2 separate regions of the Homo sapiens genome follow, and region 2 is linked to region 1. Evidence: chromatin loops called from intact Hi-C (ENCODE). Cell type or tissue: PC-3. All regions are shown on one strand. Links, peaks and the distances in the headings refer to the core of each region. The heading gives the core; the rest is flanking DNA. Region 1 has its middle 140 kb from the start of FSTL4. Region 2 has its middle 74 kb from the start of FSTL4.

Region 1 (2,916 bases), core at 286-2,785:
ACTGGCAGGCATGGTTACTTCTACTCAGTGACTTAACAGCCCTCATCACTGATGCTTGTTCTCCCAACTCCTCTGAAATAAGGGAGGGTGGGACCCAGGAGTCCCTAATCTCAGGTGGCTCACATTGCCTGGTTCCCCCATCAAATTGGCCACTCGATGAGCTGGAGAAGATTCACAGACACTTATATGGGAAACTGAGCTAAGCCAGGTGGTAACTCTCACTAGGGGCTGGCCAGGGGACTGGACACATGGTTCCAGCCAGCTGTACCACTCAATAACTATTTGACCCTGCCTGGACTTATCCCTTCTCTCCCCTGGGCCTTTGTGGGTCCACATTTGTTCTGTGTGTGTGTGTGTGTGTGTGTGTGTGTGTGTGTGTGTGTGTGTAGTGGCAGGGAAGGTCTGGCCCAGACATTCTGTGACCATAACCAACTCTCCCCATTCCTGCATAGCATCAGGTAGTGAGTGGCTGTCTGGGCACACCAATACAGTGAACCATAGTGCAGCCCAGTGTTTAAACTATGGACTTTAAATGCAGATAAGCCTAGGTTCAAGTCCCAGTTATGCCCCTTAACTTCTCTAAGCTGCAGTTTCAGCCTCTATAAAATAGGATAAAAAAGGAGATTGCAATAAGAAAATGGCTGTGAGTGTTAGCATAATGACTAATAGTGGGGAACCCAGGCAGGAAGCTCTGCTGTACCATTCGTGCCCTGAGGATATCCCAGCCCCATGTTCCGCCAACAGTGGAGACAACTTATACACAGCATACAAAGTAATCAGAGTCAGACAAGAGAATTTGACTTACAATTCAATCATCCAACTCTAGACAAGAGAGCAAACCGGAACCACCTCAGGGAGCCTAGTCTTCATTTTGTAATAAGTTAGTGAAGAAAATAAATACAAACTATCAATTTTTATCCTAGTCATAATGAAGTTTATTAGAAGGTATAATTGCTATGAAATAGAACTGACAATGATTAAAATTCCACACTGCACACTTTGTTAGAGCTAAAAGATATATATATATAAAAAGATCAAAATGTCCTAATAAAATTTAGATCTGCAAATATTTGTCCACGTAAATTGGATTTGAAAGAAACAATGGCCACACAAAAATTCACAATGGCAGAAGTTATAATGGATAGTTTGATAGATGTATTCAATCCTCCCTGTATAGTTTACACAAAACAGAATTAAATTCTTTGAAATAATTTTAGTAAAATTAGTATTACAAATAAGTTTACTAGACAGGATAGAAAACTGATGAAGGAATTAAACTAGTTTAATGAGGCTCACCTCAGAAAACCCACTATGTCTGCATTCATAAACACCAAGCCCAAGAGACCATGGTCAAAATACCTGTCAGGTCCACGCTCTGGGGACAAAATGCCCAGTGCTCACTAGAGGGCAGTATCCTGAGCCCAGTGGAGCTCAGACGTGTGAAGACAACATGTTGATTCTGCTCTAACTCTAGAGCCTACCGTTTAAGACAGACATTCCTGGACACCATCCACCTTTCCAGCCATCCCTCCCACCTTCCCCCACACCCTGAAGTCAAACTGGATTATTTTAGCCTGGGTTCCTTCGTGTACATTATCCCCTCTGTCTGGCAGGTCTTCCCATACCCCACTTCCCACCCTTCCTTCAAGACCCAGCTCTTGCTCCTCCTCCTCATTGCCTCCCACATGGCCTCCATCCCCCTGCAAGCCAGACCTCACCCTTCCTCATAGGCTCCTCCTGCCAAAGTCACCAATGACCTCTTCGTTGCCAACTCCATGGAAACTCTCAGATTTCCTTCTCTACCCATCACTCCCTCCTTCTGGCAACCATTTCTTTCTAAGTTTCCATGACCCCTTGGGCAATGCAGTTCCTTTTGGCCAAGGGCAATTCCTAGAAAGGGATGCAGCTGTGAGCTGTTATCAACCTACACCCAGGATAGCACTCTCACTCTGTCCCAGTTGCCTGGAAATATCATTTTTATTCTCTCTAAACATTCTGATGACCAAGAGCTGGTCCCGGGACAATAAAAGCAGCAATGAACCTGCCCCTCCACCTGCTATAGACAGGATACCACCATTATCCTTCCTCCACCAGCTCTCTTGGCTCAGAAATGGCCCTAAACCCAAAGCAGTAAAACTCAAGCACCTCTTCCATCAGACCCTCACATCCTCTCCTCCCCCTGCCCACCACCTCTCACACATACTCTAGACCTCACCCACATTTCAGCATACCTCAAATCTTGGCATAAATGTGCACTCCCCTTTTTCTGCCTGATGGGCTTCTACTTGCATCTTCAAAATCCAGCCCCAGCATCACTACCCAAAGCACCCTTCTCCATGTAGATCATAGCCAGCTCTCTGCTTTACAGGAGGACTGTTTCTTAGCACTGGGAGCTGAGACTCACCTTCCACAATGCTTTGGACTCCAAGGGGAGCACCTGGCGGGTATAAGCATAAAACAACCCTGTTCTTTCTCACAACTGTCTCTCTTCATCAAACTGTGTTCAGCCCATCTTCTCTTCCCAGGGAGAAAATCTCTGGCAAATTTCACAGCTGTTTGGTCACTGTCATTTATCCATTTCACAAATATTACTGAATGCCTACTATGTCCCAGGTTGCAGCAACACACAATGAACAAAACAAGAAGCAAAATGCAACACAACAGAAACAAACTTCTTGCCTTCACAGAGCTTACATTCTAGTGGAATACACAGGCAGTAAGCAATACAGTGCAGAGCATGTTAAGTAGGGAGGAGGCAGCTGGCAAGAGCGGGCTTATAATTTTAGTCAGGCTGAGAAAGTGGTGTTTGGGAGGAGACTCTAGGAGGAGAGGAAGGGAGATGCACAGACACCTCAGGCAAGGCATTTCGGGCAGGAGGAAGAGCAGGCACAATGTCCTGGGATGGGATGTGCCAGG
Region 2 (2,916 bases), core at 182-2,681, 68 kb before region 1:
GTGTGTGCTTGGAGACAGTGAAGTGCTGCATTCATGTGAGGGATGCTCACCCCTGTGGCTGCCAGAACACTCCTGCTGCTTTCTAGCACCTCCGCAGGCCCCACCCAGGAGGGAACTGCCTCACCCCTCTCAGTGGGATTCTTGAGCCCTCTTGGGCACCCACAACATGATAGTCCTGGAAGGCTGGGACAACTAGCCAGGCATGAGCCAGAGGGTATGGGCTTATGGCCAGTGCTGGCAGGAGGCAGGCAGGCCCCAATTCTCTGGGGACAGATGCCTGTGAAATCAGTCCCAATGCCTCCACTGGCAACTGCCTTAAAATCGCACACCCTCACTGTGTCCCAGCCGTGTCCCTGAGGCTTATCAGCTCTGACATACTCCCGATTCATTTATTTTTCTTATTCGCCACACAATCTCTTCTAGAGGGGCATCATTTCCCTGGCAAGTGGCACGGTTGTCAGATCACCTGATTAAGAGGTCTGCATTCATTACTGTGAAACTGCCCAGCCCTGCATCTATGAGGCGCCCACAGGACAGCACAGGGGACTCTGTTCTGGGATTTTTGTTTTCTCCCCTGATGTCAAATAAAAATTATAATTATGAGCATCCTACATGTCTTCTATGACAAAGCTGTCATCCCTCTGGCCCTTACTGGCCTTGGGAAAATAATCTGTGTAAAAGTGAACAGCCCAGACCCCAGAGTCAGACTGCCTGCTTTCAGACTCTGTTCCTCTACTCACTAGCTCTGCACCTTAAGCAGTGTCATCAAACTCTCCTCAGTTCTTCCATCTGTAAAATGGGGATGAGAGAAATGCCCACCTCAGAGAGTGGCCAGTAGGGTCACATGAGGTAGTGTTACATGAGGTAGTGTTATAAGGTAATATTATAAAATGCTCACATTGTGTCTGGCACATGGTCAGTGCTTTATAAGAGTTACACGAATCAGTCAGGCCCATCCTTTGGATAGTTCATTTTATTCAGTGTCAGAATTAATTGTGTTTATTGGATGTGGCTCAGAAGCCACCCCATTAACACAGCATGGATAACTGACGTGTATGCCCATGTCTGTGCAGAAGCTTCCCCTTATCCACACACGTTCTGTCAATACCTGCAGGCCAGGTGGGATAGGCAGCAGAGGTATTATCATCCCCATTTCACATACAAAGGGACTTCAGGTCAGGGGATAAGGGAAATGACTTATTCAGAGTTACAAGGATAGAATAAAACCAGGATCACTTGACTCATGTGTTACTTTCATTGATGTTTACTCTGATCTGTGCATCAGGAATTAAGGTGTAGGCAACCCAGGCTGCCAGAGGGGAAGACTCCGGAGAACTGACCTCTGCAGAAACACATTTTGCAATGGAAGTAAGATTGTGTGGGGAGCAGCCAGGCATGGAAGACTGGTCCGTCTGGACAGTGGTTGGTGGGAAGAAGCAAAGGCTTAGTCTTGGAGGGTGAGATGTTCCCCGGGTGAAGGAGGCGGGAAGGGCACTGCAAGTGTGCACACAACAAAACATACACAGGCACCAGAGTAGGAAACAGTGGCATGCCTGGGAGCCACAGGTTGCACAGTGGGACGAGCCTGTGGCCCAGGGCAAGTGTCGGGGGAACTGGGACTGAGGACCCCACATGTCACAACTCAAGGAGTGTGGACTCGATCCTGTGGTCAGCAGGGAGCCACTGAGAGGCTAAATAGGGGGGGCATGGGTTGTATGGTAGGATCTGCGTGATAGAAATACTAAGAAAAGTGATTGTGTGGACTGGACTGGGGAGGAGGGCAGTGAGCCCAGCGGCAGGGAGGCCAGGTTGGAGCCTTATGTCTTTTAATTCAACCAGCCCCTCTTATCTGCCAAACACTCTGTGGCGTGAGGCTAAGTGGTAAGCAAAACAAAGCCGCAGCCCTCTTGGAGTTTACCTTTCAATCCCGCAAGAGGTGATAAGCTCCTCAGCCCGGGTAGTGATATTCCAACACAGAGAGGAGGAGAGAGATCTGAGGAACACCCAGGGGGGCTTTACAGGGCGTCAGTTAAAACTCATTGCACACTGGAAGGGCTTTGGAAAGCCTTCCATTCTTCCTACTCACTAAGGAATGCCTCCAAATTCAAACATGTTTTGGGTTGCCAAAACCAGAAGGTGGTTTGTTTAGGCACGTTCCTTATTCTCCAAATGCATACATTCAACTTTCAAATTAAGAATTATAATTGATGATCTAGATGTGGCTGCTATGAATAGAGATCCAAAATAGTAGTAGCCTAAATAAGAGAGACGTCTATTTCTCTCTTGCACCACAACTTGGGCACCATCAGTGCAGGCTGGCGCCATGGCTATTGCACACAGTGTCAGGAGCCCAGACTCCTTCAATCTGCCTGCTGCTCCCATCCCCAGGGAAGCTGCCTCCTCCCCAGGTCCCAGATGGCTCACCCCCACTATGTTTGCATTCCTGACAAAATGGGAAGGAAAAAGGGGGAAATAGAAGGCAGACCCTTTAAAGGAACCACCTGGAAATAGCTCACATCACTGTGCTCAGCTTGGCCGGAACTCAGTTAACTGGCTAAACCTAGCTATCAGGAAGGCTAGGAAATGTAGCCAACTAAAAATTGGTGGTTCTAGGCCGGGCACAGGGGCTCACGCCTGTAATCCCAGCACTTTGAGAGGTCGAGGCAGGCGGATCACTTGAGGTTAGGAGTTTGAGACCAGCCTGGCCAATACAGTAAAACCCCGTCTCTACTAAAAAATACAAAAAAAATTAGCCAGGCGTGGTGAAGTATGCCTGTAGTCCCAGCTACTCAGGAGGCTGAGGCAGGAGAATTGCTTGAACCCAGGAAGCGGAGGTTGTAGTGATCCGAGATCACACCATGGCACTCCAGCCTGGGTGACAGAACGAGACTCCGTCTCAAAAAAAACAAAAGCAAG

What was found. Peaks named below come from ENCODE experiments on the same cell type or tissue, not always from the same donor. Only the 100,000 strongest peaks of a DNase experiment are listed, where the experiment ranks them.
Region 2: it touches region 1 in a loop (7-fold over the local background); 1 of 110 quality-filtered maps calls a loop at or near these places.

Annotation. Positions count from the first base shown.
Region 1 is chr5:133,753,342-133,756,257 of GRCh38, forward strand. It overlaps a transcript of FSTL4 not described here. Among named protein-coding and RNA genes, the nearest start is that of FSTL4, 140 kb to the left of the region's middle. In PC-3, for the core only: CTCF peaks have their summits at 1,389 (motif pointing right) and 1,589; a DNase peak (open chromatin) is centred at 720; H3K27ac peaks cover 1,026 bases.
Region 2 is chr5:133,685,515-133,688,430 of GRCh38, forward strand. It overlaps a transcript of FSTL4 not described here. Among named protein-coding and RNA genes, the nearest start is that of FSTL4, 74 kb to the left of the region's middle. In PC-3, for the core only: no CTCF peak of the experiment used is centred there; a DNase peak (open chromatin) is centred at 1,217; H3K27ac peaks cover 1,941 bases.